Regions from separate parts of the Mus musculus genome. Here regions 1, 3 and 4 are each linked to region 2. A link is a loop called in an ENCODE intact Hi-C map of the cell type or tissue named here. Cell type or tissue: heart. All regions are shown on one strand. Links, peaks and the distances in the headings refer to the core of each region. The heading gives the core; the rest is flanking DNA.

The links. A loop is a pair of places that touch in the nucleus more often than their neighbours do. Peaks named below come from ENCODE experiments on the same cell type or tissue, not always from the same donor. Only the 100,000 strongest peaks of a DNase experiment are listed, where the experiment ranks them.
Region 1: it touches region 2 in a loop (2.1-fold over the local background); 3 of 42 quality-filtered maps call a loop at or near these places.
Region 3: a loop joins it to region 2, with 2.2 times the contacts of the local background. A loop is called at or near these places in 7 of 42 quality-filtered maps.
Region 4: a loop joins it to region 2, with 3 times the contacts of the local background. A loop is called at or near these places in 13 of 42 quality-filtered maps.

Annotation. Positions count from the first base shown.
Region 1 is chr6:31,407,988-31,416,177 of GRCm38, reverse strand. The region is part of intron 1 of Mkln1 (muskelin 1, intracellular mediator containing kelch motifs); the gene reads right to left. Among named protein-coding and RNA genes, the nearest start is that of Mkln1, 13 kb to the right of the region's middle. In heart, for the core only: a CTCF peak has its summit at 3,444 (motif pointing right); no DNase peak of the experiment used is centred there.
Region 2 is chr6:31,186,497-31,194,686 of GRCm38, reverse strand. All of the region lies in intron 1 of Lncpint (long non-protein coding RNA, Trp53 induced transcript), which reads left to right. Among named protein-coding and RNA genes, the nearest start is that of Lncpint, 28 kb to the left of the region's middle. In heart, for the core only: CTCF peaks have their summits at 3,913 (motif pointing left) and 5,439; DNase peaks (open chromatin) are centred at 2,866 and 5,476; H3K27ac peaks cover 1,370 bases.
Region 3 is chr6:31,386,311-31,394,500 of GRCm38, reverse strand. The region is part of intron 2 of Mkln1os (muskelin 1, intracellular mediator containing kelch motifs, opposite strand); the gene reads left to right. Among named protein-coding and RNA genes, the nearest start is that of Mkln1os, 8.4 kb to the left of the region's middle. In heart, for the core only: a CTCF peak has its summit at 3,571 (motif pointing right); DNase peaks (open chromatin) are centred at 3,590 and 4,100; H3K27ac peaks cover 963 bases.
Region 4 is chr6:31,450,111-31,458,300 of GRCm38, reverse strand. It overlaps Mkln1 (muskelin 1, intracellular mediator containing kelch motifs), which reads right to left. Exons shown (of 18, transcript NM_013791.2): 8 at 6,717-6,782. Among named protein-coding and RNA genes, the nearest start is that of Mkln1, 55 kb to the right of the region's middle. In heart, for the core only: a CTCF peak has its summit at 4,334 (motif pointing right); no DNase peak of the experiment used is centred there.

The DNA.
Region 1 (8,190 bases), core at 1,308-6,307, 220 kb before region 2:
TCAAGCACATCAGTCCATATTCTAGTTGGTACTACTACCTGGACTCAGTAAGGGTTTCGTTGTTGTTGTTGTTGTTTTGTTTTGTTTCTTTAAAAAGGAGAAGGTATAAAGATGGGAAGAGAACATGTTGGGAGCATGTTGGCATGTTGGGGTGTGTAAGATCAATGCACACAGGTATGAAACTACCAAAGAATCAATATCATTTTTGGTTCGGGGAACTTCCCAAGATGAGCAGTGGTAAAGTAGACGCCTGACTGTTTTGATCTTGTCACATATCCTGCATACCAAGACTGAGCTCATTCAGGAAGGATAAGGAGAGTTCTCTGTCACCCTCACTTCCTTCCCTACCCTTCTGCCATGGGATGCTTCCCACAAAAGATCTTTTTCCCAGATGTTAATTCCTGAATCTTGAATAGCTCAGCTTCTAAAACTGTAATCCAATACATTTCCTATTACAAACCACCTAATCTATGGCCCTCTGGTACAGTCAAACAAGAAAGGAATAAAATATATTCTGAAAATCAGTGTCAATACCACTCATAAGCAGTTTACTATTATTTAAAGCTAGAGTTAGATTAGTTATAAACGTATTTAACAAACTTTAGGCTAAGCAGTGTGATGGTTTGGATGAGAAAATCTAAATCTACCGTCTCGGGCATTTCAGCCCAGCCCCAGTGGACGGCACTATTTGAGGCAGTTTAGGTGGTGCAGCCTTCCTGGGGGAAGTGTGTCACTGGAGGACGGCTATGAGAATAAAAAGCCTTGCCTGCTTCTAGTTGCTCTCCCAGTTTCAAGCTTACAGTTCAAGGTATGAGTTTTCAGCTTCCTGTCCCTGCCACCTGCTTCCAGGCAGTCCCAGCCATTGTGGACTCTAGCCCTCTAGACGTGTACAAAATATACTCTTGTATTAACACAAGCACTAAAGAGTTTAAGAGAAATGCAATTAATATGTAAAAGAAAATAAAGTCACACTGGAGGCTCATTTCAAATCAGAGATAGAAAAAAAAAAGATGCAAGAAACAAGTGTATGAAATGGAAAACAGTTTTACATATGGCAGATATCAATCCAATTATATCAATAATCAGTTTGTAAGTAAATGGCTGAAATAAACCAACTTAAAGAGAATATTGGAATGGATGAGAAAAACAACTGCTCAAATACATCACCTATGAGAAACCCACATAAAAATAAAGGACATGGGGAGCAGGGCAGGGAGAGGGTATAGGGGACTTTCGGGATAGCATTTGAAATGTAAATGAAGAAAATATCTAATGAAAAATCGAAAAAAAATGAAATAAATAAATAAATAAATAAAGGACATGTGAATGTGAAAAAAAAACAGATGAAGATGCAGCATGTTTTAAATAGAAGGCAGACCAGCCAGATCCAAATCAGGCTTACTTAAGAAGGGGAAATCATTAGGGACAGAGGGGCATTGATGAAATGTGTCAATTCCTCAAGAAGACACAACTCTTAATGTGACTGTACCAAACAAAAAAAAGTGTCAAAATACTTGAGGAAAAAATTGTCAGAATTGCAAGAAGCACTATTATAATTGCAGATTCCCAGCCTCTCACTTTGAGCAACTGACAGATTCAGGAGGCAGAAACTCAGAACACCAATGAGCTAAAAAGCACTATCAATCAACTGGATGTAACTGACATACACAGAACACTCACCAACAGCAAAGAGCATTCTCCTCAACTCACACAGGAGCACTCACTACCACAGGAAAACGTGTCAGTAACAGGAACAGCTCACAGACCTCAATGGGATTAAATTAGAATCATTCATACAAGACAGTTAGAAAAATCTTAAAATAGTTAGCATATACAACACAGTTCCATATAATACACAAATCAAGGAAGCCTCAGGGTAAACACAGAAATAAATCGAACTAGACTAATTTTTTTTTAAAAAGAACGAAACTTACGGAAACGGTGCAATACCATAAAAATAACACTTAGCAGACGTGTTAAATACGTACAAGGAAATTAGGAAAATTGTAAAATCAATCACCTAAGCTTCCACCCTAAGGAGCTAGGACAAAAAAAGAAATGTAACCATGAATATCACAATAAATAAAAAGTAAAGCAAAAATTACAGTAGAAATCAAACTAAAAATGAGAACTAGGAAAAAGAATGAAGCCAGAGATTGAGTCCTTAAAAACAAAACAAACAAACAAACAAAAAAAACGGCAAACCTCTAGCTAGGGTAAGCAAGAGGAAGGGAAAAACAAAACAAACAAACAAATGTAAAACAGAACTTACAGATCACCAAGCATGGCAGTTTGGGGTTTTGTGGGTTTAGCTGTCCTTTCTTGCTCAGAGTCAGGGTGCTGGACAACCTTGACAAGGAGGCAATAGTGGCCTGGCTGGCAGCAGCTAGGAAATAACAGGAGTTCCATTGCCACCAGCAGAGTGGCTTCCATTCCTGGCTTCAATGCCCAACCTATTTCCTAGGCCCCCAGTCCCTGCCACTTCTTTCCAGCAACAGTGGAAACAGGAAAATAAGCTCCAAGGAAGGGAGGGCTCATTAGGGAGAGTATGCTGTGAGAGTGTGTGTGTGTGTGTGTGAGAGAGAGAGAGAGAGAAAGAGAGAGAGAGAGAGAGAGAGAGAGAGAGTGTGTGTGTGTGTGTGTGTGTGTGTGTGTGTGTGTGTGTGTGTGTGTGTGCCCATGTGCGTGCGTGCGTGCATGCCTGCCTGCCTGCCTGCCTGTATGTATGTCTAAGAGTCTGCAGAGACCAAAGAGGATGTCAGATTCTCTGGAGCTGGAGTTACAGGCTCTGAGAATGTCAAACACTCTTTCTAACTATTGAGCCATCTCTCCAGCTCCCTGGTTTCTATTTTTTTAATTAACATATAACATTTATACTCACTTATGTGACCACATTACAAATCAAATTTCTGTGCAAATACAATGTATAATGGCCAAACCAGAGTACTCAGAACTCCCATCCCTCAAATATCAACTCCCTATGATTCTGGGAACTCAAATCTTCCTCTAGTTATTGTGAAATGTACAACTAATGGCTCTGGATTAGTTCCCCAACTTTGTAACATAAGAGAACTATAGCAATTGTATCTGCGTACTGCTTATCTTACCCTGTGACTGCTTTCCCTTCCTAGCTTCTACTAAGTGCTATTGTACATCTACTATTATGTGATTAATGTCTTTAGCTTCTGCAATATTTGTCTCTCTATACTTAATTTACTTTACTTAACATAATGCCCTGAAGTTTCAGTCATGCATCGGCAGGATTGCATCCTTGTTATGGTTAAACAGTATTCTTCCTAACCCCTGCTCTGTCACACACATATATTCATGGACACACATACACCACACATAAACACACACACACAATCTTTGAAAACAAAATCTGTGTGTATACATGCATGCCTGTATATATGAATGCCATTTGTGTGTATGCCTTGGAGGCCAGAAGAGGGCACAAAAGCCCTGAGTCTGGAGTTCTAGATGACTGTGAACCACCTGTCAATCAAACTCCAGTCCTATGCAAGAGCAGCAAATGTTCTTAACCACTGAGCCATGTCTGTTCCCACACAGTTTTTAAAATCCATTCATCTACTGATGGACATCTTGGCTGACTCTATAATTCTGGTTCCTGTGACTAGTGCTGCAATAAGCAGGGGTGTGGGTATCTCTTTGATGCAATGACTTTTATATACCCAGGAGTAGGGCTGCTGGGTCATAAAGGTTTTTGAGAGGCCTCTGTACTGTTTCTATAGCAGCTACACGTGTTCTTACTGACTGACTGACTGACTGACTGACTGACTGACTTTCTCATATCACTACCCACAATATACAATTATCCTTTCTCTAAATCCTAGGCAAGTTCCTACACAAAACTCACTAATCTATAAAAGCAAAAATCAGGCTACAGAAATAATTAAAATCTTGTTCTGGTAAGGACTCTGTTAAAAGGTAAAATGAGAAGATACAGCCTGGAAGAACCTATTTTATGTTCAAAAAATGATATCTAAAATAATACAAGTATTTACAATGATTAGGCTTTGAAAAAAAGCAAACAATTCAATTAGAAAACAGGCAAGGCATGAATAAGAACTCATTAAGCATATCCAAGGAGGCAGATAAGCATATGAAAACATGTGCAACACCAATAGCCATCACAAACATCCACCACCAGTCATCATTACTTGCCTATCAGAACAGCTAAAATTAAAACACAGTGATGGCTCAAAGGCTATTACCAACTCAGAGAAACTTCAGATGACAATGGCTCAATGGCTAATGACCTGAATTCAATCCCCAAGACCCACATATTAGGAGAGAACTAACTCTTACATGTTACACACACACACACACACACACACACACACACACACACACACAAGAGAAAATGGAATACCTGTACCCTAATGTGAGTGTAAAATGGTACAGCCATTTTAGGTGTATATTATAGTTTCTTAAGTATTTTTTGTGTGATTCAGTAACTAAACTCGCCGGGCAGTGGTGCCACATGCCTTTAGTCCCAGCACTGGGAGGTAGAGGCAGGTGGATCTCTACAAGTTTGAGGCCATAGGCTACATTGAAAAATCCTGTCTAGAAAACCCAAAAAACAAACCAAAAAACAACAACAACAAAATAAACAAAAAACCCAACAACAACAACAACATAAAACTAGACTCTTAAACACTGATTCAAGGGAAATAACATTTTATATGCAAATAAAAACCTACATACAAATGTTCAAAATTGCCTTACTTCTAATAATCCCAAACTGGAAGCAATCCAGATATCCTTCAATTGATAAAGACCAAACCATACTATACTTAAGGAACAGATAAACACATTAATTGCTTTTATTTGCTTCAACCAAAAACTAATAAAAATGGCTACTCAAATTAGAAGGAATAAAAGGGCTAAAGGACAGATACGAAGCTAAGCTGTACAGCTTAAACTCTGAAACCACAGGGGCTGGCAGATGGCTAAGATAAAAGTACATGTGGCTCTTGGAGAGGACCCAGGTTGGTTCCCAAGCCCCTACAAAGTGCCTCACAACCATGCATAACTTCAGCTCTAGGGGATCAGAGACCCTCTTCCCACCTCCACAGACAAGCAGCATGGTACACATACATACAGGCAGGCAAAACTTTTCATTTATTTTATATATTTATATGAAATTACATGAGTCTTCAGTGAAGCCTATAAGGAGACTAATCTCTAGCAGAGCGATTCTGAAGGCTTCAAATGATTTAGTCTTCGTGGTTATTCACGCCTTCATATGACCTATCTCTACTGTAGGATGGCCTAAACTTATTTCAAACAACAATACAAAGAAATGGCAATGTAGTGCCATTTCTAAGCCCTAGATACATAAAAGTGATTTAGCTCTTACTGATTCTCCCTAGCTAGCTCTGGCGAAGCAGAACATGACTGAAGTCCTGTAAGAGACTTGGAGCTGAAGACCCTTCTAAATCATGCCCAAACCCTTGATACTTAAGTATCATTTAATAAATGTATTGTTTTAAGCTGTAATTTGTGGCAGACTGTTACTGAGGCAACAGATAATTAACGTGGTGTGCCCTTCATTCATATTGAAATATTTAGGAGTGAAACAACTTAATTTAGGAAATATAAGAAGAGAAATAGGTAAGTGTAAATAGAGACTGGACATTTTGGAATGCAAATAGAAGGTCACTGTAGTACAAGGAAAAATTGACTCAGCTTATTGTCACCATGGAATTGATCATGTTTGAGCCTGCATAAGGATTCAAAGCACTCTGGGGACACAACCATGCATACATACTCCACACAAGCAAACAGAGTCACCACTGGGGAAAGCATGCCAACGACAGAAAATAGGCATTCCAATGCAGGTGACAGACTGGGAAACTCAGTGGTCAAAACTCAAACTGAAAAGTTGTCTCATATATATTCCTATACTAAGAATTGCCCTGCTTCAACCTAAAGCAAAAAGCATTAAAAGTGGAAAAGACTTAGGAAAGGTTTACAGCTTTTAGATACACATTCATTTGTATTAGACTAAACAACAGTATATACAAAGGGTTTATACATATTTAAGAGATCAAACTATTTCCAGTCTCCCTGCAAGGTTCATTTATATGTAGATGTCCTTACTAAGGGAATCAGAATCAAATTCTGACCTGATCAAATCCTCAAACTATCTTTTCTGGGCAATCATTCAATTTACTGTGTTACTGGGATAGGATGCCTGACTTTTAAAATGTATTCTAAAACATCTTAAACGATATGATACAGAGAGGGAAATGAGTTATAACAAGGATGCAGAAGTAAGGCTAACTGGAAAAAAGGTAGCAACCAGACAGAGTCCAGGAAAGGGGAGTGAGGGGGAACAAATGTAAAGAAAAGTCTAATGACACACATGCATGCAGAAGCCAAAATGAAACCCATAACAGTATATGCTAACCTGAAACACAGACACTTTTTCTGGTTTATCAACTTTATGGCATCCCTTTCCAAAAGTCCATCAACTCTTAAACCGCTCACATTGTATGAGAATAGAGAAAATCCTTGAGAACAGACTCATGTAGAATTGTCAACACCAGGACTGGACCAGAATACCTCCTTGTTCAGTGTCCTATCACACCGCACTTCCCACTGTACCTCTCCTTCATTCTAGAGCTGATGTCCTCCCTCAGTGGAGCCCACTAACTTAACCTGCACTGAGAGAGAGGCCAAGCAAATTTACACCAAACCCAAGCTACTCACTCACTGAAAACACACTCTGCTGACAGTATCTTTGACCAAGACCAAAGTCCTATCACACATATTGGAAAGTATTATTCAGTGTTAGTCCTCAGAAATACTCCAAAGTATTCACAAGCATGTTACAAACTATATTAACTATTCTTATCTTAAAACTGTTTAAATTTTCAATACCATATACTAAACTTTAACACAGGGGAGTCCACCAACCATAAAACCTTTTGTGATAGATTTCAAGTAAAATTTCAAGAGCTAGACTTATCTGTTATCTTCTAAAGCATTTTTTTTACTTATAATTAGTATGTATTTATGTGCATGTACATGCATGCATGCATGATGGAGAAACATGATGTGCCATAACTTGTGTGTGCAGGTCAGAGGACAACTGTGGAGAGCCAGTCCTCTCCTTTCATGGATTCTTTGGATCAAACACAGGCCATGGGCTTGTGTAGCAGGTACTTTTACCCACTGAGCCATCCATCTCACCCACCCCTGTATACAGTATCTCCACAAATGTTTCCGAACCAAGTCATTGAATAATATGCTATTAAAGTCATTCTACAAATCTGTTCATGTAAAATTAAACGAGTCACAACTAGATCATATTCACAGGTTGGCAGAGCTACTTCACTGTGTTGGGGCTGAGAACTAACAGCCTGAAGATGAGGTATCAGGCTAGAAGGCAACAGAGCACATTTCAGACTCAAGGTCCCTCGGACGTTAGTTTACCCTTCCCAGCACACAGAGAGGCTTTCTGCCATATCCACGAGCTTCCTATCCTGACTGGACCTGCCAAAGGGGAACACAATTGCCTTCAGTCTCTCACTGAAATCTCACTAATTAGAGAAGATTAAATTCTTATCACAGGGACAAAGACTGAACTCTGTCCATGTACCTAGCCACACTTTTTCCAAACACCACTTATCTTCTATTTCAATCCCATAAAGAATAATTTACAAACCACTGTCATCTGTTCTGTAGGCCCAGCAGACATACTACAAGCCACAGTATGTTCTCCAAGCCCATTGAGTTCCACTAAAAAGCATTACTACTTTCCTAAAATGAATGACACTCTCCCATTTCCTTCTCCTCTATACAAAAGGAGTACATATATTATGCTGGGGTAGTAAGTACGCAATGGTTTTCCCCCAAAATTTGACTTTTCCCTTTTGCATATTAATAAAATAGTGGGCCTCTTTTTCAATTAGTTTATTGCAACAACCCTTTAAAAGACAGGCAAGTAATTTCCTTATGCATCTAAAATGTTCATGCTTTCTGCATCAATCACTAAGAGGGTCATATTCATGTTATAGATAATGTACATAAATTCAGAGGGCTTTACTTATCTTCAAATTATATAGAATGTGAGCAATTTCGAGATGACTTTGAAGTCATAACCAGCATCCTTGTTCAACTTTCAGACAGCTGAGCCATTAGTCTTTCTACCAGCAAATA
Region 2 (8,190 bases), core at 1,647-6,646:
GACCTGGCTATTCTGGAACTCAACTCTGTAGGCCAGGCGGACTTCAAACTCAGAGATCCACCTGCTTCTGCCTCCCAAGTGCTGGGATTGAAGATGCAAACCACCACCATGAAACTACCTTTAAAAGAAAGGAAGGAAGGAAGGAAGGAAGGAAGGAAGGAACAGAAAAGGAAAGGGAAAAATTAAGAGATTCTGTCTTAAAATGGGGAAAATACACAACACACACACACACACACGTTCAAGGTTCTTTGCTAACCAAATAGTAGTCAAGTAATTATGTTTCAGGCCAAAAAGTATAATCTGAGAATTGCTGTGTAGAAGGGTTGCTTTTGGGGAGGAAAGAAAGAAAAGAAAAACCCTCTCTTTTTTCTGGATTCCTATATATTGTGTCAGTGAAAGTTGTTTCTCTTTGAAGATCTGAGAGTGATGACGGTGGGATTCAAGGCTGTTGGAGTGTGCGAGCCTCAGAGTCCCCAGAACCATTCATTGAGCTGTGCTTGCTCCCCCACGGCCTCTGGGCAGAAGCTGGGTCTTTGGTGTAGTTTGCAGCTAGCTTTGTGTGCATGTCTCCGTTCAGCGTGTTGCTTTGGAACCTGTGAGAGGCCTGCTGATGGAGTTTTATCGGCATTCCGTGACCAGTTGTCGGAGAGAGCAGTGGTCTGAAGCTCCTGCTGGCATTGGAGTTATTCTCGGAAGGCCTTTTTGGGAAGAGATAAAAGGAGGGGAGGGTTCCAGCAGCCAGGTTCAGTCTTGCTGTGGATGCTCTGTGAAACGATAAGGATAAGTGGTTCTCTGGGACCATCGGAGGGATCTGGTTTCGGCCTGCCTACTGTAAAGGTGAAGATGACTGACAGGCAACCAGGGGGGTGTCGGCTATCCTCCGGTCTCCCTCCAAGCAATCATGGAGGACAGATGAGGGCTTTCTCTCCACTTAAGATGGAGGTTGTAAAATTTCTTATCTGTCAGTGGATCGTGTATTTCCGTATCTAAGTGACTAGCAAACAGAGATTCTGATTTAAAGTGGGTTGTCTTGTTGAGACTTCGTATCATTTTAAACAGCTAGTATAAAACTAGTTTTAAAACAACTGTTTCTACTGAAGACTGTAACAGCAGCTAATTAAGTTCAAGTCTCTGAAAATATTTCTCCTCTTCAAAGTCCTACCCAAAGAAGGACGTTTGACTAAAGCCAACGGTGTGAAGGTGCTGCTGCCGTATCCAAGTGTGAAGGCCTGAAGGCTGCACACACTATGTATGGCAAAGGCTATTTTTATAGTGTGCAGCTTGTACGACTGTCTGAGTCAGGTGAGTGGGTGATTCTGGGCAGAAAAAAAGCCCTGAGTTTTCAGTGAGTAGTGAGAAGACTCCAAACTGAGGAGAAGAGGGGTGAGGCCAGGAATCCTCTGGCAAGGGGAGGCTTCCAGAAAGGACATGGAGTGCTTAGGTGGTGGGCCCAACAGCCGCAGGCAGAAGGCTTTGAACCAGCAAGTTCTTTTCCTGGGGCCCAACAGGAAAAGGATTTCTCTCTACCCCAGACTTGAGGAGGGCTCACTCAGCCTTGGTCTAATGAAGATGGAGTTCCTCCCAGGGATTGCTGGCCAGAGGAGCTCTGAAGAGTCCCTTAGGTTGCAGGCCTGTCTTCCTAATTGAGCACTATGAGATTGCTGTGCTTAAACATATACAGACGGGTAGGACTTGTGTTCAGGATGCACGGCAGTGAGTCTTTTGGTGCATTCAAACAGATCCTTAGTCTACTACTTACTGCGCAGCACTCAGTAGGTGTTTCTCAATAACAGACAAGAGAGCAGAAAATGTCTTCCTAGCTGTCATTTCCGGTGTCTTTAATTTAGATAGGGTGACAGAACCCAAGTGTGAAACCTTCCCAAGAGGGCTGGCAGGGAGGTACTGCATTTTACACAGCCTTCGGCCTATAAAGTTACAAACTAGTTGGCATCTCTCACAACATGGCTGGTTTGGTTCCCTTAACCACAGTGGGTCAGGAGGGCCAGAACTGAAGTTCACACAGTCACTGGGAATTGGGGGGGGGGGGGCAGTGTGACAGGCAGAATGGAGTATCTGCAGTTGTTGAGTTATCAGGTGTGTATCGTGCAGGGTAGCTGGGGTCTTGCAGCTACCACAGCTCTGTGGTGCATGGATTTCAGACACTGCTTTAGCACTGGCTTTTGTCTTCAGCGTCTGCATTGTCTTATGAAACCCAGGCTGCTTTGTAGTTTCAGTTGGACAAGGCACAGTTTCTGAGAGGTCATAGGTCAGCTAATGTTCAAAATCAATATATTTAGTCACATGCTAAACGCAGGCATTAGATGCTTATATAAGGCCTTATTATTTGCTTGTGGGCAGTGCATACAGAGAGACCCAGATTGCTGAGTTTGGCAATTTAGCGAGTAGAGCCCTTTCTGAGCAGACACAAGGATCTGAGCTCAATACCCAGACCCCATGTAACAAGTTGGAGGAGGAGGAGGAGGTGTTGGTGGTGGAGGTGGTGGTGGTGGTGGTGGTGGTGGTGGTGTTCCACACTTAGAGTTCCAGCTGTAGAGAGGTAAAGACTAGTAGGTCCTTGAGCTTCACTGGCTGGCCAGCCTACTTACTTATTAAGCTCCACACCAATAAAAGACTTTATTTTAAAAACAAACAAACCCCCAAAACCACGGTGGTTGGTAATCGAGGAAGGACACTAGAGGCTGATCTCTGGCTTTCACGGCCGCGCACGACACACCTGTGAGGAAGAAAAGCAGGTCCAGGCTTTCCTCTCACATAGTCTGAGCGCGTGGGTCAGGTGGAGACGCTCTGTCATCTGGTGTTTGCTGCAGTAGAGCCCTGCTCAGCTTCAGATCCTGGCGCTGACACGCACCATTGTTTAACTTCGAAAAAGGTTCTCTGCTGCCCTAGACCTTGAAAGGATCTGCATCCGGCGTGTGCCAACAGGAAGCGGTACCTTGTCCTAGGTGGTAGAGGCCTAAAGCAAACAGTGGCTGTAAAGGGCTCAGCAACTCCAGTGCACACGAGTCCTTTGTTCACATTTGGGGCTTTTGTGCTGTTCTCAGAGCCCAGGGAGAGTGAGTGACTTAGTTGGAAGTTCATTGTTAGACATAAGGGTTGAGGTCTCTGTGTGGAATGGTCACCCAGACTGGATGGCACAGCCAGAAGCAACCCTTTAAAATAGGGGCAGAACAAGAACTTGACCTTGTGTGTCACAGAAACAGACAAGTAGTTTTCCTTTCCATTTTCTTTGAAGTTAGAGGGGTGATTTAGACTGATCGAGAAGTGACAGTAACTCAACTCACCCATTCTTGTAATAAACACCTGCTGATCCAGCTAGTTGAACCTCTCTAGGTCTGGTATCCCCTGGTCCACTTCAGGAGCCGTGTTGATGGTTGACTGTCACCTTTGCCTGGTTTATGAGTAAAACTACTAAATAATAATTTGACAAGTTAGAAAGAAGTGGTAGAAATGACTCAGTGGCTAAACATACTTAACTGACCTTGGCCTGGAGTCATATGTGGAAGGGGATTCTGGGAAATGTAGTTCCCTTTAACCAAGCCGATGGATTGCAGCACAAACACACCCCCACACACCCCCACACCCACACCCACAGTGCAGTGAAATACATTTCTGTACTTCATTGTTCTTTTGGGAACTAGAGATAGAATTATTTTCGTTTTAAAAATATCAGAAAAGTAGTTGGTATATCAAAGTAGTTAGCAAATATTTAACTTGATTATTGCTTTCTCTCAGTAGCCTTACCTGCGTTTGAAATGGCACAATAGCTAAAAACAAAACAAAACAAAACAGGACTGTTTTGATCATATCCTGCCTCCTGAAAGCCGTTTTTGTCATTTGACAGTTTGAATCTCATAATGCAGTATTTTCTAAAATTGCCCCATATAGTGCCATCTAGTGGTAGATTTCTGCACAGTAGTTCACATCCCCACCCACTACCCCCAGTTTGTTTGTTTTTTTTAATTAGGTTTTTTTTTTTTTTTTTTTTTTTTCCTGTTCTTGTTCTTCTAATTGTTTCAAGACAGCCTGGCTGTTCTGGAACTCAGAGACCTTCCCACCACTGCCCAGCTCTCACATTTTACTTTCTGATAAATCAGTAAGTTCACTTTTAATCATGCTTCATTTTCTAAATATAGTTAAAGGGACTACATCTAAAACAAATACTTAGAAATGGAAAAAGAATGAGGAAAGAGAAAACAATTGGAGTGGAGTTTTTTCCTCTCCAGGTTTTCTGTGCATCAATACACACACACACCGAGTTGGTTTTTGTCTGTTTACTTGATGATTTGAACATACACATAAAGTCATTTTTGTTTGTTTATGAAAGTCACATGATTGTTTCACAAGTGTGACGTAAGGAACATGGCTCAGCTTTGCAATCAGGCATGCACAGGCATTGCATTCTGTAAGGTAATGGGTTATTGCTGTCTGCCAAGTGGCATTCTGGCCACTGCATGTGTACCAACTCATTCCATATTTACCAACTTTGATTTCTCATGGCAGGATTGACCTCTGCTGCACACCCCCACCCTGTGTGCATCGCCGCTTAACTTTGTGCGTGTGATGATAATAAAACTTCATAATGCCTGGCATTTAGATTGTAACGGAGCGCGTTATTCACAGCCCAGCGAGAGAATCTGAACTTATCTTTTTTCCTCCATCATAACTTTGTTGTGTTTGTTTTTAATTAATGATTGATTGGGGGAATCTAGATGACCTTAACACCTCACTCACTCCCGAACTCGACCTAACTTCTTACGTCTGGAATGTTATTTGTGGTCCAGTGAAACAGACACTGATGTTTTGTGTCGACTAAGTCTTCCGGGGGTAGCAGTTGGTAGCCAGCACCTGGCCTTCCTCTCTGGCCTACTTCTCTCAAGTAGCCGTGGCGTCTTCATTGCCTCCAAGAAAGCTCGTTGGCCTTAGGGTCTGGCTGGGAGTGGAGCCTCCTTTGTGTGGCTCAGGGTTCTAGTTAGCAAGAGCTCAGTCAAGCATGAGTGTTCTGCAAGGCAGAAGTATTAATTGCTTTTGATAGTGTTTTGTCATGAGAATATAGTGGGTGAATTTTCTAGGATTTCAATAAAGACAAAGTCATACACAAGAAAAGAACAAACAACAATTAAAATCTTGTTTGAAGCAAACAAAGAACAGAAAGGGTCCTTGACATTAGTTAGGTGACATCTTGGTGGGCAGTGCCAATGGAGAAGCTCTTGACATGATTCTTCCTTGTCTGCTTTGGCTTGTTGTGACCCAGCAGTGTCTGAGACGTTAAGCTGGGGCATCTGGGGCATCGCCATTACCCATGTGGAAGAGGAGCGGAGGGCAGGAGTCGGCTCCCACTGTTGTAGTAGAAGCATTGGCTGCTGAACTGTTACTAGGGACACAGAGGCTGCTGTTCTCCATGGCCAGCACTAGGAGGCCACAGAGGCCTGACGGCACACAGGTTTCTGCTCATCAGGAGGAAAACAAAACAAACCAACCAACTCTAGGGGGACCAGCACTGTGCAGATGAGCTAGTTTAAAGAGCTTGGTATCTCATAACCTGGTGAGCAACAGTCTGAATTGGCAACCCACTTACTGTTCGATTCGGGGCATTGTAAGTACAAGGAACTGAGCATTTCTGGCTAGGTAACCCCTGCTTCTTAGAGTGGTAACTGTAAGCTTCCTTGGATGCACCAGGCATCCCTGGTGAGCCTCTGGATACAGGTCCTGATTCTTGTCGTTGTCTGGTTTTTTTCCAGACAGGGTTTCTCTGTGTAGCCCTGGCTGTCCTGGAACTCACTTTGTAGACCAGGCTGGCCTCGAACTCAGAAATCCACCTGCCTCTGCCTCCCAAGTGCTGGGATTAAAGGCGTGCACCACCACTGCCCACTGCCCGGCTCAGATCCTGATTCTTAATGCACGGTTAATCCTGTGGCTGATGGAACAGACTCCTCCAGTCCATTGTGTTAATTGAAAACAAATAGTTTTCAAAGAAAACAAGTAGTTTTGGCCACAGGCATTCTACTAATATTCTAGTGAATTGTCTTTGGCCTTCAGGCCCTGCTAGGCAGACGTTGGATATGGAGGTGTATTTCTATGTAGTTGTGTGTTTTCTTGGTTCCCTTTTTGCTTTTAAAGGTAAATCACCATTTCATGACATAATTATCGCTATTTCTGAGTTGGCCCCTTATTCAGTCCCTGGTTCACCTCTGTTACTCTGATCTCCTGAACTCTGTAGAGTTTAATCCACACTACATTGATTTTTATGTATTTGCTACTTCTCCTTATTAAAATTCTAATTGTGTGTTCTGTTGCTTAAGGACAGGTGGTCTCTTATTTCCTGTGTTTCCTGGTAGAACCAAGTGTGCTCGTAAAAAGGACAGGACAGCTGCTTTCTTGACAGTAGTACATCCTGTGGGTGGCTTCCCCTCCAACCTCATCCCTTCTCCCCACCCCACTCTCCTTCCTTCTCTGCAGCTCTCCTCCTTCCCTCCTCTGTGCCTCCACTTGTGCTGTGTCATATTTCTGAAAGGGCCTTGAAGGTAGCTCACTTGATGAAGTGCTTAGCAAGGCTTGAATTCAATCCCCAGAACTAAGGCCAGAATGGTGGTGTAGCCCCAGTGCTTAGGAGATGGATTCGCATGGATTCCTAGAGCTTGCTGACCAGGCCAGCCTCCTTGGAGAGTTCAGGAAGGACACGGGAAGTTGTCCTCTGCCCTCCACACCCATGACCCAGCCTAGACACAAACGTACATAAAACAGATACAGAGGAAACTTTAAAGTAATGAACTTTTCTGCGTTCTCTGACATTTTATCTGTCCTTAACATTTTATTTATCATTGTTTAATATACATCCATAATTTCTGGGAGGCATATTACTTAACTTCTCCTCAAGGTATTAAAGGCTTTTGGGGGGGGGCTGTGTTTACCATGCTCCTTGAAGGACTTTGTAGAGATTTTAACTAAAAGTCTGTGTGTCCAGGTTCAAGCAGGGACATTGACTCTTTAAACCACAAAGAGGAGATTTCTTCATTTGCCCACCTTGTAATTTTCTCTGTAAAACTCTTGAAGATTTATTTCCTTATTCTTAGAAAGTGTCTTTTGAACAGACATGAACATGTGTTAAGTGAAAGCTAGTCCTATTCTATGAAATGGCTTTCAACATGAATTACGAGGTACTATTTTTGTCTATTGTTTATATCCAGGAACACTGATGGACTCCTACTTTATCCTGACAGTTTCTCTTTGTACATCTCCTATAGAAAGTTACCACCCAGAGATGTCATTTGCATGTTTGCATTTCCTTTGTATATTTTTGTGCGTATGTTGTATGTGCATCCATATGTTTACACGTGTGTGTGCGCTTGTAGACTCCAGAAATTGACATCAGGCATCTCCCTGGTCTCTTATTTATTAAAACAAGGTCTTCTGAAGGTTACAGATGTTGTGAGATGAGCCGGAAGCCTTGGGTCTGCCCATCATGGGCCTCTTGTTCTCCCTGCTCTGAAAGTACTGGGGCTATCAACATGATTGGCTGTCATGTCTGGTGATCTGAACTCTGGCCCTCATGCTCTTATTAACTGAGCCATCTTCCCAGCCCCTCACTCTTGCCATTTTAACTGTTTTTATTAAGACTTCTATTGTATTATTAAATAATCCGCAGTGTTGCATTTTCTAGCTGTTAAAGAAAATGCTTCATTTAACAGTTAAACACTGAATTCGTTGTAGCTCTTAAATGACTCTAATCATGTCTTTTTCTGTTCTACTATGTCAGGCTTTATTTTTTAAATATGAAGGTAGCTCAAGAATGACAAAACCATTAACTGTCCCTTTAAGGACTTAATTTAACCCGAATTAATATTCTGCTCACGTCTATAAAACCTTGATGAGAAAGTCACCCGTGTTGCCTAGCATGCTTGGTAAATGTGACCTTTGTTGTATAAACGTGTATGTGGTACGGGAGGAACTGTGTGTGGATTCTGAGTTCTTGATGGGATGCTGCAACTCTGAGCTTCAGAAGGAAGGAACTCTTACTCTGGCTTTCATGGTAACTCTGCCCACAGCCTGGGGCCACTAGAGAACACCCTGCTTTCTGCTTGAAACACAAGGCTTCCAAACCAGCATGTTAGGTCCCTACTCTTGCAATCACCCTTTCCCCCAGTACCCATCCAGATGGAGGAGAGTAGCTCA
Region 3 (8,190 bases), core at 1,222-6,221, 200 kb before region 2:
CTTAATTGGGGATTACGTTTCAACATGAATGTTGGAGGGGATATAACATTCAAACCATAGCTAAAGATTAAAACATATTTGAAAGAAGACTGAAATATACTCATTGCTCTACATGATTGGTTAAAATAAGACTAAAATAAAATAGTTAAGGAAAGCAATCTTGATATAAAGGCCTCTGAGGTTCTTGTTTTAGCTTACCAGGGCCACTCAGAGATCAATGACAAATTTTGAAGGTTAGAACAGGTGAAACATGACAAAATATCCAACTAGCTGTCTTCTTCTTCTTCTTTTTTTTTTTTTTTTTTTTTTGGTTTTTCAAGACAGGGTTTCTCTGTGTAGCCCTGGCTGTCCTGGAACTCACTCTGTAGACCAGGCTGGCCTCGAACTCAGAAATCCGCCTGCCTCTGCCTCCCGAGTGCTGGGATTAAAGGTGTGCGCCACCATGCCCGGCTGTAACTTGCTGTCTTCTAAGCAAACTCTGATGTAGAAGAAAAATGTCCTTTTACAGTAGTATACAACAGATGGAAGCACCTAAGACATTTATACAACTGAGCTATTTGCAGGTGTGCACCTAGAACCCAAACCCCCGATTTTTCCTAGGCTTTTCCTGAGAAATGTGTGTTATATATGTCTATATTTATGTGACTATTCTTCAAATCCCCTATCATAGGCTTATGCTAAGTACCAAGAAACATGTCTCCTGCTTCCCTCTGAATTTCTTCTTGACAATTTATAATTATGTTTTCCACAAAATTAAAGACGAGACAGAATTAAAGACATAGAGGATGTCAGTTCAAATTTTGGTCAGTGTGATGGTTGGCATTGTCACCCTGGCAGAATCCAGAATCACCTGGGAGGAAAGCTTCCCAGTGCACTGTATGTTATAATGCAGATGAAGGCCACGTTCTGAGACTGTCTGTGGAGAATTATTTCCATTGTGTTGATGGATGTGGGGAGACTGTTCCCTAGGTGGGGGTTCTGAAGTGCATACTCTGAATAAAGCAGGCAGAGTCCTAGCATCCATTGTTCTCTGCTTCCTGACTGTGGGTGCAGTGTGACCTCAAGCTCAGGCCGTCTTAGGTCCCTACGAACTGTGAGCTAGAACAAACCCTTCTCCCCTACGTTGCTTTTGTCAGGGTGTTTTATACCAACAGGAAGAGAATGTGAGGTAGAAAAGTGGTGCCAAGAGTGGGGTCATTGCTGGATAAACCTGACCACATGGCTCCTAGGCCTTTGGAAATGGTGGGATGTGGAAGAGTTTGGCACTTAGGACTAAAAAGAGCCCTGGAAGGCTGGAAACCGGGCCCTTAGAATACAAGAGTGCTGAAAAAACACAGACAGTGGAGGCCCAGCTCATGAGTTATCAGAGAGAACCAAAGACTCTACCAGGAACTGGGCCAGGGACCACTCATGTGATATTTTGGCTAAGAATCTGGCTTCATTTTGACTGTAAACTAAGAACCTGTATGAAGTTGAACTTAAAGTTAATAAATTAACTTGTTTATCAGAGGAAAGTTCAAGTTAGGAGAGCATCCGGGGCAGTAATGAGGAAACAGTGTAACCATTAAGTAAAACGGCAGCCCAGAGGAGGAGCCTCCCGCCCTGCACTGGGATAACGGAGAAAGGGTCCCTGAGAACAAGACCCTCAGAGGCTCCAACTCATGAAGGTCTAACACAACCACCTAAGGAACTATTTCACCAAAGCTGGCCCAGAAGGCATACAGATGTTGCCATGTCTGTGGTACGGGGGGGCTGGACTATATCATGAACTGGCAGCAGAATTTGGCAGCAGCATCTGCATGGTTTGGAACCACTAAAAATGAAAACTTAGAAGCAGTCATGGAGTCCTGATCTGCACTGATACTGCAGAGCCACTGAGGCCAGGTAGCATGTGCGGGAGTCAGGGTCCCTACCAGGAGGCCCGGGAAAGCCAGTGCACATGGCTATATAGGTGACCTGGGGGCACTAGAGATAACTAGGACCATGGGATGTCTGCCAATGAGAGCTGACAGGATGAATGGTGCCAGCCTAAGAGAGAGGCTATGTGTGTTACAGGCAGCAGAGCTGGAGGAGTGGAGCCATCCAGCCCATTTAGAACCCAGATGATTGTATTACAAGCCTCTGATGCAAGACACAATGCTGTAGGATTTGGTGTTTGCCCTACTGGATTTTGGTCTTGCTTTGACCCAGTCACTCCTTTCTGTGCCCCCATTCTTTCCTTTTGGAATAGGAATATTTACTCTTGGCCATTTTATGTTGGAAGTATATAGCTTGCTTATTTTGTAGGAACTCACAGTTAAGAGACTTTGTAGTTGTTATTGGCGGCCTTTTTGGGGGTTGAAGGACCCTTTCACAGGGTTTGCATATCAGATACCCTTCATATCAAATATTTACATAATAATTAATAACAGCAGTGAAATTAGTTATGAAGTAGCAACAAAAATAATTTTCTGGATGGGGGTCCCCACTATATGAGGAACTGTATTAAAGGATGGCTGCATTAGGAAGGCTGAGAACCGTTGGGCTCTAGGGACTGTCAATGTTGGAATGCATGCACTTTGCTTTAGAAGATGATCCTGAGCCTATGAAGACAAGGGATTGGGCACTCTGGAACTAGATTCCTAGATGATTATGAGCCACTATGTGGATTCCGGAAACTGAACTGGGTCCTCTGCAAGAAAAATAACTATTCTTAACCACTGAGCTATCTCACCAGCTGCAGAAGACCCTTTCAACTATAAGGGAGACTATTCCATGGGTAGAAACTCTGAATTAAATAAAATTATAAAGTGAGCTGAGTACTTTAGATGAGCACTCATCTTTCTCTGCTTTCTGACTCTGGGTCTAGTGTGGCCAACTGCCAGCTTCTCTGCCGGGGTAGATTGTACCCTTGAAGTATGAGCTGAGCTAAACCCTTTCTCCTCTGACTTGCTTTTGTTAGTTTTGAGTTTGTTTGTTTTACTAGTTTGCCTTTTTAAAAATCACAGCAGCAGGAAAAGAAACTAAGATACTAAAGAAAATCCCCCCAGGGAGATTGGAAGCATGATCGTGTTCCCATTGACCATGTCTTGAATACTTGGAGCTCCCGTTGCTATCTCAACTCTCAGAATCGCCTGGCAAGTAAACTGAGATGCTTGGACATCGAGGATCAGTAAGCTTGTATGTATTCTCTCCTTTAAAAGCCAGTGTGTATGCATCCTCGCCATTACCATCGGGCTCGGGGTTCAGAGAGCTAAGAGGAGGAGCCTCTGATAGTCCGGAAACTGACAGTTATGAAGCCTGCTTTTTCCAATTTGGGGAGTGGAGTTCTGGACCTTGAGCATACTAGACAAGCCCTTTCTATGGTGGCTGTACTCCCTAGCCCTGAATTCATTTCTTTAAGCAAAATGCTGTCCAAAAAGAACAAAAGAAATGCAAAAAGGACAAGTGTAATATTTTTTGTTGTTGTTGATTAAGTAGGTAGTTTGGGGTTGTTTGTTTCTTAAGGCAAACGTATTTCAGCCTTTGCCCAGCAGGGCCTTAAGCTGAGTCAGGGGTGAACCTAGACATAGGCATCAGGTGTGAAGTTTAGGCCAGGCCTGTCTTCTCCCAGGAGATGGCAGCAGCAGCAGCATCTGTGTCAGCGGTCGGGGAAGTAGGGCAGAATGCATCTGCTTTCCCTTTGGCAATCAAACCTAAAAATTCTTGGTTCCAGAGGCCACTTTATCCCTTCCTTGGTTTGCTGAGCTTGTTTGGAGCCAGGCACTGGGAGTGTAGGAGCTGGCAGAGAGTCCTCTTCATAAGTGCCTAGCTTTTTCTGTAAACATTTTGGTCTAGGCTACGACCTTGAAGCCAAGTGTGAAGGAGCTGAGAATCTCTCTGGCCAAAAGGAAGGAGCTTCAAAAGGAAACAGCCAGTAACTTTACTCTCCCAGTTCCCACAAGCATAAATCTAGAGGGCATCATACAAAGAATACAGATTCTTGACCTGGGCTCCCAGCCACCAGCCTGCTGACCTTGTCCTTGAACCTGTCAGAGCGACAATTCTTATCAGCCCAGTGTGGACTCAGGCAGTCTTCACGCACCTGCTAATGTTTAATTTGGAGAGGGCGGGCATGGACACATGTGCGCATGAGTAAGCCAGAGGTCAGCTCAAGTGTCTTCCACTTTGCCTTTTTGGGACTTGTGCTCTCACCGACCTGGGGCCCACCAAGGAGGTTAGGCTGCCTGGCCAGCAGCAACCCACCCTCCCAGTGCTGGGATTATTACATGTGCACTACCACTCCTGTCTTTTTCACATTCGCTCCTGGAGGTTGAACTCAGGTCCTCCTGCTGGTGCAAATGATGAGCACTTTACCCAGCTGAGCTATGATCCTCAGTCCTAATTTTTAAATTTCGCTTTTATTATTTGGATTAAGTAGGACTGCCCTTCACCTTTGCAGAATTTAAACAAATCTTAGACACAACAAAGCGCCACTTGGTTCCAAGTTAATCCCAGCTGAGCACATATCCTGGTTTGGCAGACACTGCCAGCTGCATAGGAGGTGGGCAGAAGTCCCAGGAAATGTCTGGATACCACACAGCTATGGACGAACTGTCAACTGCTGGAGATTGCTTTGCAAATTGCCACATCCGAATGGAGCGGACAAAACGATATTTCAAAAGAGCAATTAACACTGATTCTTAGTATGTTTGGAACCAAAAGGCCTTGGGGGTGGGGGCGGGAAACTGGCTCAGCAGAAGAGTGTTCCATCCATCTGGGTTGTCATGGCCAAGGTCAAGGAGCTTTGAAGCTACACTCTTCCTGTGCCCTCGATCCCTGCCATAGCCTGGGTTCTGTGAAACTCTAGGCATAACTAGTTTCCCTAATTTCCCCCTTTCATCTAGTTGGCTCTACTTCCCTTGCTTTGTTAAACTTCCATCTATTCACTGAAGTAAGCAATTACCCTTCCTCTCCCATGTACCAGGTACAGAGGATACGCCTGGCTTATGTCTGTTCAGAAGTGGTTGGTATAAAACTATATGTGGTAGTAGTAGTGATGTTGGTGATGGATGTAATCTTGTTTCAAATGTCATATTTCTAATGATGGGTATCAATAGACCAGAGCAGAATCATCTAGATAGCACAATAATCCTATAGTTCCATAGGAATTGGCACCCATGAATCAGTCAAGACAACCCTTCCTTGTTCATACAAAAGGCACCATATTGAAATCTCTTCCAGATTAGGAGCCGTGGCTCCAGAAAGCTAGTATCGGTGTCAGTGGGGAATACATACATGCATACATGTGTGCACATATATGCATACACACATCTATATCTACAGATATCAAAACAGTAAACTGGGGAATGACTGTGATAGGAAAGTTGGTAATAAAAAAATAATTCTGGACAACTTCACATTAGAGAGGAGAACCCAGAGGGCAAGTCAGAGAGTGAGGGGACACAGGGATATCCAGAACGTCCCAGACAGTGGCATGCGCGCATAGACACACACACACACACACACACACACACACACACACACTGGGGGGGTGGGAGAGGGGGAGGGGGAGGGAGAGAGAGGGAAGAGGGAGGGAGGGAGAGGGAGAGGGAGAGGGAGGAAGGGAGCCGGAGGGGGAGGGGGAGGGAGAGGGAGAGGGAGAGGAATCACATTTCCTGGTTCTACCACATTCCAGATCAGTCTGTGTTGAACTGGCATTCAATGTCCATAAGATACTAGATGTCCTTGTGGTCTTGGAATCAAGTTGAATCATCTCATGCCCCAGGGCAACTTATAGGAGTTGTTCTCGCCTTCTACCTTGTGGGTCCTGGGGATTGAACTCAGGTCATTAAGCTTGACACCTTTACCAATGAGTCCTGCTGCCAAGCCCTCAAACACAAATTTCTGTAGATTTTTCATGCTTACAAGTTTTTTTTTTAATTATTCGTTGGGGGTGGGGAGTAAGAGAGGGGAGCTTGGCAGCAAGTGCCTTTATCCAAGGAGCCATCTTTCCAGCCCTCAAATGCAAGTTTTTGTTTTGTTTTGTTTTGTTTTGTTTTGTTCGAGACAGGGTTTCTTTGTGTAGCCCTGGCTGTCCTGGAACTCACTCTGTAGACGAGGCTGGCCTTGAACTCAGAAATCTGCCTGTCTCTGCCTCCCAAGTGCTGGGATTAAAGGCGTGGGCCACCATACCCTGCTCAAATGCAAGTTTTTATTGAAGACTTTATCAGGTTGATAATTTTTAAATTAGTGTGTGTGTGTGTGTGTGTGTGTGTGTGAGGCTTGGCAGTAAGTTCCTTCACCTACTGAGCTATCTTGCTGATCCCTGAAAAACCACAATTTATGTTCTTCCTGCATATTTACAAGTAATGCTTTAGAAACCACCTCTCCCAACTCCATAACCAATTTAAAGTGATGCCATATACTAAATATACAGCACCAAGGTTGAGAATCGCTGGCCTCTGCTTAATTTTATCCAGCTTAGGTTGGGGTGTGCTGATTTCATAAGACATATACTGTCTTTGTTTCATCATCATCATTATATTATTATTATTATTGTTATTATTATTATTATTATTATTATTATTATTATTATTATTTGTGGTTTGGGGTGGCCTGGGACTCACTGTGTTGACTGGGCCAGCCTTGTATTGGCAGATCTGCCTGCCTCTGCCTACTGTGTGCTGAGAGTGAAGGCTTGTGCCACCCCACCTATCTCAGTTTCTTTCACCAAGGCTGTGATAAAATACTCTGACCAAAGCAACTTGAGGAAGCAAGGGTTTATTTTAGCTCACAGTTCGAGGCACCGTCCCTCACACTGGGGAAGTCAGGGGAGCAGCAGCTGAAAGCAGCTCATCATGTGACATCTGCAGTCAGGAGAGGGTAAAGTTAGCCCGCTAGTGCCCAGCTCCCACTTCCAGGGTCCAGTTAGGGAATGGTGCCACACACAGTGGAGGGTCTTCCCACAAGCATGCGCAGAGGGCCATCTCCCAGGTGATTCTAGATTACCTCGTTAACAATATTAACCATCACGTGCTTTAAAAGGAAAATAAAAATCCTCCAGTTTAAGTCTGTGCTTCTCCTTTCTGGTTTGTGTGTGTGTGTTTGTTTGCTTTCCCCAATTTACTGGTTTATGTATGTTCTTAGTTTGTTTGTTTTTTAAGTACTGCTTCTGTATCTTTTTTTGTTTGTTTGTTTGTTTGTTTTGGTTTTTTGGGTTTTTTCCAGACAGGGTTTCTCTGTATAGCCTGGCTGTCCTGGAACTCACTTTGTAGACCAGGCTGGCCTTGAACTCAGAAATCCGCCTGCCTCTGCCTCCTGAGTGCTGGGATTAAAGATGTGTCCCACCACCGCCCGGCTGTTCTTAGTTTATTGTTGACAAGGTCTCACTGTGTGGTTCGGAAAGGCCTAGAACTCAAGTTTCTCCTGCCATAGGTTTCCAAGCACTGGGATAGGATGGACCACCAGGCTTAGCCTTATTTATTTATCTATGTGTGCATGCTAGACAAGAGAAAGATAGACAGATAGACAGACAGGACAGAGAGCACCTGCTTGAGTAGACCAGGCTAGATTCCAGCTATCAGTCTCCTTGCCTCAGTCTCCCCTGTACTTCCCCCACTTTGCCCATTTTCTCTTCCCTGTCCTCTCTTCCTGCCCTGGCTCCATCTTACCTTCTGCTCATCAGTGCCATTCTATCCTAACTTCCCTGTCTGTCCTCATTGCTGTCTGTCTGTCCTCCTGCAGCTCCCACTAACCTTCTCTGCTCTCTCCCCTGACCCACAGCGCACACCTCTGTTCTAGTTCGCCAGCTTTTCCCTTTAAAGCTCCTTAATTGGAAAAGGGGGGGGGGCACAGAGGCATCGTCAGACATTTGTAATTTTATTATTCAACAAGATACATTATTTTTAATCTTAAGAGCAGATAAGTACTAAAAATAGGTTTCTTTCTCCAAAGACCCCAGAAAAGGAAAGAGAAAGACTTTGCCCATGGTTAGCTTGCTCCTTAAATACGAACTATAATAATTATTATTTTAGTAACTTCCTGGGTTGGCCACAGATGACTCTGTTCATGTTGCTCACTGACCCTTGGTTGGAAAGTCCTTCTTAGTTCTTCATCATCCAAGACAGCAGCTGACATCAATGTAAAAAGAGCAGCGAGCTAAAAAGAGTAGAGTGTGTACGCCCTGAATTGCATATTCAGTTGCAAAATCATCATCATTATTATTATAAT
Region 4 (8,190 bases), core at 2,132-7,131, 260 kb before region 2:
ATGTCTACTGCATTTATACTTTATTACTGTAACAAATTATTTGTCTCATTGAACCTCCCCATTGGCTCCTAGTAACGTCCATGCCTCCTCATGTTATTCTTCTTCCCTGTGTAGTCTAACCTTTATACAACACTATATCATAGATCCTTCCCTATATAAAGCCTTTCCTTTTGTTAAGTATCTCCCCCTTTGTAAATATGTTGTACCTACTGATTACAAACCGTCAAGCCACTCACCCATTGAAGTGTCTGTTTTAAGACTATACACATGGCAGCTATCATCTAAATTGACTAGAAAGCTCTTTCTAGTTAGAGTTGGGCTGTCATCTAAGATTTTGTCATGTTCTCATATTATTTCAAATTTTAAGCAACTTTTCTAAGTAAAATGTCCATAAATGCTTCACCTGCTCTCAGAGTAAGAACAGTCCACTGGAGGAAGGTTGAGTTCTAGTGCTAACTGGATCAAAACTGAAATGTCTTCCAAAGGCTTTTCTTGAAGTTGGTCCTAGTTGGTGGAACTCTCAGGAGGAGGCCTTAGTTGTAAGAGGTCGGTTACTAAGAGTAACCTTTTAGATACTATGCTGCCCTGGCAGCCTGTCCTCTTTCCTGGCCTCCACTGTGTGAGTAGTTCTGCCAACCCTTTCCTACACTGAACAAAACTCCCCTAAAATTTGTCAGGTGTATTGTCACAGTGACAAAAGGCCTTGACTAATGAAGAAACCTGATTCCAGAGAAGTAGGCCTGTTGTTGCCACTAACAAGGCCATGTGGTTCCTTGAACTTGGTTTGTAGAAAGAGCTTAGAAATGTTTAGGGCAACAGCCTAGAGAACAACTAGGATGGCAGAGGGAGAGCTTAGCTGGAATCCCAATGGAGCTCAGAAGACCATGTGACTGTGTAGACAGATTTGAAAACCTTTGTTTGTTTAGAAAAACTACACAAGTTTGAAACATGAAGACATGGTTTCTGAAGAGCTTGGTGCCATTTCAAAAGAAGCCAGGTTGAGACAATAGGAAAGATGCCACAGGAACATGTTGGGAATTGGCCAGATGCCCATCCACTGCAAAGAGTAAACACATTAGAAGACTTTTCATTGAGAAATCAGAGCCTCTAGGGCACTATGACCTCACACCAAAGGAAGTTATTTCCCAAAGATGATTTCACCATGCCGATCTACCCAGGCACCCTGAGCCCTCTTACACTGTCAGCAGACTTTGGTGTAGTTTACCTAATGCTGGTTTTGCAGACATATAGAATGCTAGAGTCAAAATCATGAAGGTTTCTACTCAGATTTCAAAGAAAGGCTTAGAGGTGAGACAATGTGTACATAGAGTTCCTGCAAGGGAAATGCATGAAGCTGTGGGGACGAAGCCAAAGATACAAATGAACACCAGGAAGTTAAGATGTTTCAGGAACATGAGATTATACTGAGGACTGCTGCAGGCAATGAGAAAAGCTAGCCTTAAAGAGAGGCCCTGTGAGTTTTAACCATCAAATGGTGAGAAGACAACCCTCTTAGAACTGGGCTCTCACATACCCTGGAGACTGGAGACAGGCTATAAACTTCATTTCTGTAAGTCCGTTCCTCCATTTTGGAAATGAAAATATTTACTCTTGTCATTTTATGTTTGAAGTTTACCTAACTTATTTTATAGAGACCTACCTATCTTTAAAAGCTTGAGTCTTAGCAGAGATTTTGGATTTGAACTTCTAGCCCTTACAGGCTGACTCCTAAAGGCTTGGTCATGGCTAAGAAGCACAAATTCAGTAGGTTCTAGGAACTGTAGGAGGTGGGTATAGCTAGAAGTAGGTCCCTGGAGCAGTGTTCTTAAGGGTTGTATCTTCTCTTAGTTTCCTGTCTATGTTGCCTCCTTCCTTCCTTCCTCCCTTCCTTCCTTCCTTCCTTCCTTCCTTCCTTCCTTCCTTCCTTCCTTCCTTCCTTCCCTCCCTCCCTCTGCTTCATGGCCACCATGATGGACTAAAACCTCTAAAACTGTGAACCAAAATAAATACTTTCTTCCCCCCTAAGCTATTTTTCGGAGGTATCTGGTACCAATGGCAGGAGATTGTTAATCTTATTACAAAACTCTGTTGGGAATCCCCCAGATCTAAGTTATATAAAAACATTCTGAAAGTTGTCAAAAATGAACATTTCTATTTTTAAAAAGGAAAAATTAACAAAAACAAACCTCCAGTTACCTTTCAGCTTCTAAGAATCCCAGACACAGTAACAACTGTATTACTGAACTGGAATCCAAGCTAACCAATACCTGGAATCCCTTTGGCACTATAAAACTATAAAACAATTATTTTAAACTACTAAAAATCTGTCTTATTTCGTAACTATAAAACAATCTATTATCATTAGTTAAATAGCATTGTTTCCTAAATGACATACAGTAATGTCCAGACACATAATTTTACAGGAAGAAGAAATCAAAGAATTTTCATCTGGCTTAAGATTATATGCCAAGACCTCACTATAACAGCAATTAACCCTGTTAATTTCTGAAGCTTGTAGAAGGAGGACCATATAACTAAAATAGCAGTAGCAATTGACCTTTTGTTTTATAGTACTTCTGGGCACCCTCTGGATAAGGTTACCCTGGTTCATTAACTTTAATAACCCTTCCTCTTAGGCTCTGAGTTCTCAATGTTCTTTCTGAAAAGCAGGTCTCTTTGTACGCATAAACTCTCACAGCAAAGAAAGCCCACATTTCCACAACAGCCTCATTGATAGCTGAGCAAAATAAAATCTGGCACAGGGCAAACATCCCAACAGAATCAAGCCAAGATGTCATTCCTGTCCATGGAAGCTTTGTGGCCCAACTGAAGCAATAGTACAGCGAAATGAATTCTGTAAAAACTTATTTTTTGATATACCCAAATAAAAGAGGTATAACAAAAAATTTTAATTACATCACCTAATCACTTAAGTTTCACAAAGATAAATCACCCAGAAACAAATACCAAAAAGTGTTACTAATATATAAAAGATAAAAAGGTTTAAACTATGAAGCTATCTAAGGAGAACTATGGAAAGAAGTACGGTGTAGAAAAGAAAGGAAAAGCATCAATCTTAGCAGGGAATCCGGCCTACTGGAAGTCCATGCCCACACATACAAGTCCTGTAACGACATGCGTGGATATCCTGAGGAACACAATCTTCCTCAAGCAGCAACCATCTTCTGTTCAGTATTCCCCTTAAAGGAATATAGGCTATCCTGGCTATCAATTTCTCTTAGCACTCCAACAATATCTATTTGAAAAGATTAAAGCACTGATTTGAACTTACAAACCACTGAAAACAAAGTTGGAATAGTTCCTTAGCCTTGAAAAACTTACAATCTGGATGTGACTATACAGGGTATGTAAGTGACCACAGGGCAGAGGAGACCAAGTCCCATATGAAGGCAAAAGCACAACAGGCAATCTAGGACAGAAGAGTACCTGGCTGAGGGACACAGCACAGACTTGGGGGAAGAGTAGCTTTGTGTTCTGGCACAGTAAACGAGGCACAGAAAAGCTGTTCAAGCAAAGTAAAATGAGTAACAATGATATGGAGACAGCGTGACAGCAGTGTTTTAAAGGCATAAACTCCAAAGTCAGGCTTCAATCTCCACTCTCTACAGCTGTGTGACCTCAAACGTCCTTGAACCACTAGTTTCCTAATTTCTAAATATGGTTACCTTTCATAAAGACACAGTGAAGACCTATACATTGCATTCAAAGAAGTTAAACTATATGATAAATAAGTAAATAAAAGAAAATGTATAAAAAATAAGGACACAAAGGTAGTGGCCAGACAGGAAGTTTAAAAAGACAGGCAGTGACTAGATCAGGGCTTAAACTTAATCCCACAAACACTGAAGGAACTATAGAAAACCTTAAGAAGAGGGGTTGGTTAGGATCTGAACTTGCTGCAGAACTGACTGAAAAGAAAGACATAGGGAATGAGAGAGATCGGTGGCAATATGATTAATAGTAGCCTATTTTCAAAATTTCAAGCCAATTTCCTTTAAGAGACCATTTCAGGCAATCACCAATCAATCCACAAATTACTATTTCACAAATGTTACAATTAAACTATAATTCTTGGGTACAAAGGATATAACATTTAGTACTAGAACCAAATAAACCATGGATCTACAGTGCTATAATTTACACATTGAACATGAATTAAAAATAAGGGAGGTATGTTAAAACAAGTAAAGAATTTGGCCTTTGTACACCATTTGTATACATTTTTGTATAGTAAAACAGGCTTTTGCTTCAAGTACTCAACTGCAGTATCTACCACTATACTTAGTAAATCAGGCTGCTGATTGCATAAACCTCCACAAGATGGCACACTACAATTAAACAAGTTTGCCCATTTTGAAACTATAGACTGTATCAACTATGTCCTAACAGATACAGCCAAAAAGTCAGACACAAAATCAAGTATCAACAAGAAGGCAGGAGCCAGTGAAGTGGCTCAGTGGATAAAGTCTGATGCCCTGAGTTAACCTGACTACACAAAGTTGTCCTCTGGCCTCCATATACACATTGTGACACTCACACTCACACTCAAACACAAATCATACATAGCACAAAAGGCAGAATTGTAGCCACATGAATGAATGTCTGATTGCAGTTAACAACCCAAACTCTACTTTATTCACGTCATTAAAAAGCTTAAGGGGAACTGAGATTTTTTTTTTTGAAGCACTTTAATATGGTTGCTACAGAGGTAGTCCAGGGTTCAGAAAGTTATGGAGAGCCTCTGCGACAACTCCACCAGCTTCTTTGCAGGTATCAAAGAATGGTATATGTTACCTGAGTCTTATAACCTACTCAGAGGGCAGCCATGGGATTTATACTTTAAGTTCCTAAAATTCAGCAATAATTACACGGGAAGAATAAATAACCTAAAATAAGACATTCTATGCTTAAAAAACAAAAACAAAAACAAAACACGTCTTTTCACACAACCTGTTTTACCTAAATCACAGTTGAAACCCAACTCACAATTAAAGAATATTAAGTAAACAGGTATCAGTTTCTGAGACTATAGTTAATAAAATTAACATACCGATAGATACAGTAAGACACAGCATCACATTTATCTGCTACTACGGAAAGTACAATATGGTTCATGATGGAATAAGTTTTGGCAATTAAATATTAAAATTTAAGTATAAACTTCTATGGTTACTTTACCCTCGGATCTGGCATTAAGCAAGCTTCTATTCAAACTACTGACTGGAAAAAAACACTGAAACTTAGAAACTATTAACCTGAATGTTTAAGAAAACAAGGTACATGAAACACTGGGAAGGAACAACTGCTTTGGCATACAACCACATCAAATAAGCCAAAATAAAACGTACTTATTTTACAGGCATACACCATTATGCCTAGCTGTACTTGGCTTTTAATTTATTTCCATACATGACTCACTGCTATTTGTGGCTATTTTGTTTTTTCCCTTTTAAGCCTTGCTGGAAAAGGAGCGTGACTTCTACTGTATTCTGTATCTGACCTACTCCTAACTGACACGCCTAGTACAGGCATGAGACAGCACCATGCTGCACTCCATCCAGCCCTGCTCACACCTCAATTAACTCATATAAACTCTTGAGACTAGAGAAACCCACTTAGAAACTGCTACAATTCTGTCTCTAGTGCATAAAACAGATTACGGTAGGAAAGATGTCCACACCTTCACCTTCTGAGCTTCCCAAGAAGAACCTCTGCTAAATGTAATCTTCAGTGACATTGTAAAACTAAGTTCTGACCTGACATTTGCTATCAGTTCAATCTTTCTTTTCCACCTTCAAATTCCATAACCTATTTTTAAATGATCTTTTTCTCATATGTGCACATTCCCTGTCACGTATGGTCTCTTTCCCACAGACAGCAGGGGAGTAAGCACTCTGGAGCTTCTGCCTGCTGAAGGTCAGCTTTAAGTGTCAAGGTTGACAAACTGGAACAAAGTGCATTTTGCTGAGGAAATTTAAGGGGTTTCTCCACACAATTTCTCTTAATGTGTTAATAACAAGAAAACAGTCTATATACAATTTGCCTCTTTAATAAACAAACCTGATACAGGGAAACGAGCGCTTAAGAGGCCCCGTGCTATTCAAGCCTACTTCTGTAGGTCAGGCGAGTATTTGCAAGAAGGGGCACGGATTAGGAAGCAAGATGAAAGAAAAGTTTTCCAAAGACTCTAACAGTACTCTCGAATTCTAAAGTTACTATATATTTAACAAAGTGTAAAGTGTTCAGTCTTATTACTAATAGTTTTTGAAAATAGTCAGACTTAGTTTCCAAACTGCATTTTTCTAACTATTCACAAAATAATATGAATCTACAATATTTTTACTCAAGTACTAAGGCAGCACAACAAAGTAATAAAATGGTATAAATACTCTTAGAAAAAAGTAAAATGCTGTTTGAGCAACTACTGGCATTATACAGAGTAAAGGTTTATACACTATAACTACTGAAAGGCCAAGTTTCTCTTAGGGTATCTAACTTCATCAGCACAGCAGCCTCCTCGCTCACTGTCAAGTTTTAGTGCTTCTTGTCTTTGCTACTCAGTTTAGTGACTACTATCTAACCTTGTCATAATGGAAAGAGAAGTGTCCACTCTTATAAACGATCTTAAATGTAGGCACTGATACATACAGCACGCAGCTTTAGGATGACGACGGACTGCTGCTAACGGGACTCACCTGTCTGGACGTCAATGACCATTTGATGGCCCCCTCTCATTCCTGGTCTGTTATCTTCTCCATCGCCTGAAGAAGAAAATATATTTTCTATAAAGAAATAATAAAACCTTGAATTCTAGAGGAGTAACCCCACTCTAAAGGGCAGTAACAAGCATTCCACATTGACTCCTTCAAAATATTACAAATAAGTAAAAAGAATTCATAAAGAAAAAATACTTTTGTTTCAAATATTCAAACAGTTACAGGATTCTAGGATACAGTGTGTCTGCACATGTGCTTAAGATCAAACACAGGTCCCCACAAATAATAAGCAAGGATTCACCCACGGAGTTACATTCTTGGCTCTAAGGTTACAGGATGCTAATATCACATCTGATATATGGAAGGCCTAAAGTTTTATAAATAAATCTCCCATTAGTTGAAATAAAGTAGTTTGGCAAATAGACTTCCCTGTTTTTTGTATGTAAATTGACATTATCTAACTCTGTACTAACTACACAGAAACACTATAAAATAACTGAAACGTCAACTTTTATACAGTTTTAAGCTACTTAATGATAAGGAATACTTTATGAGAAATGCACTATTAGGTGAATTCTGTTTTTGTGTATACATCTGTATATTTACACAAATCTACATGGATTGCCTATTTTATACCTAGCCATATGGCAAAACACGTTACTACACTAAGTATTAACTTTAGGCAACTACAATGTCTACATTTTTCAAAATACATAATTACAGAAAAGGCTCAGTACTTAAACTAGATAAGAATTTTTCAGCTCAATTAAAAGCTCCTGGGATCATCATTATTGACCAAAATGTCACTATGAAACATATGATTGTATACAGAAACCAGAACAAAGCCAAAATCTTTCATCTACTCTGTACTCAACAATTCTTTCTCCTTTGTCACAGCTAGGCCGTTCATTATCACTAAGGCCTTGCCCTCTTCTCTCCTCCAGCCAGTCTGTTTTCTCTCAAAAATAAATTAAAAAAAAATACTAAGAAATTAACTTTTAGTATTAAGTGTTTTACGTATTTAATCTGTTTGCAAATATGTGTCTAAATAAAATCACCTTACATAGGACTATAAAAATATAAGTATGTTCACACAACATACTTCAAGAGGAAATTTCAATGTTTATTAATGATTAAAGCTATAAAAGGTTTCTCACAAGGGAAGATAAAGTCTTGGAAACATATGAAGACCACAAGAACCAAGTGAATACCTCCTGATTTCTTTAATGTAAACTTATGCAATAAAACATTGCTTCTATCTGACAAGTCAACACAATATACAATACAGTGACAAGAATCCCACCATACAAAAATAAGGGGTTAATGAAGAAGACTCAACTCTGAATCAGATTCTGAGTTTGAAAATCAAAACAAACAAACCAGTCTCTATTAGACATAAAGGCCCTAAGGATCTCCGCCTCCCAGAAGAAAGCATGAAAGCAATCACTCAGGC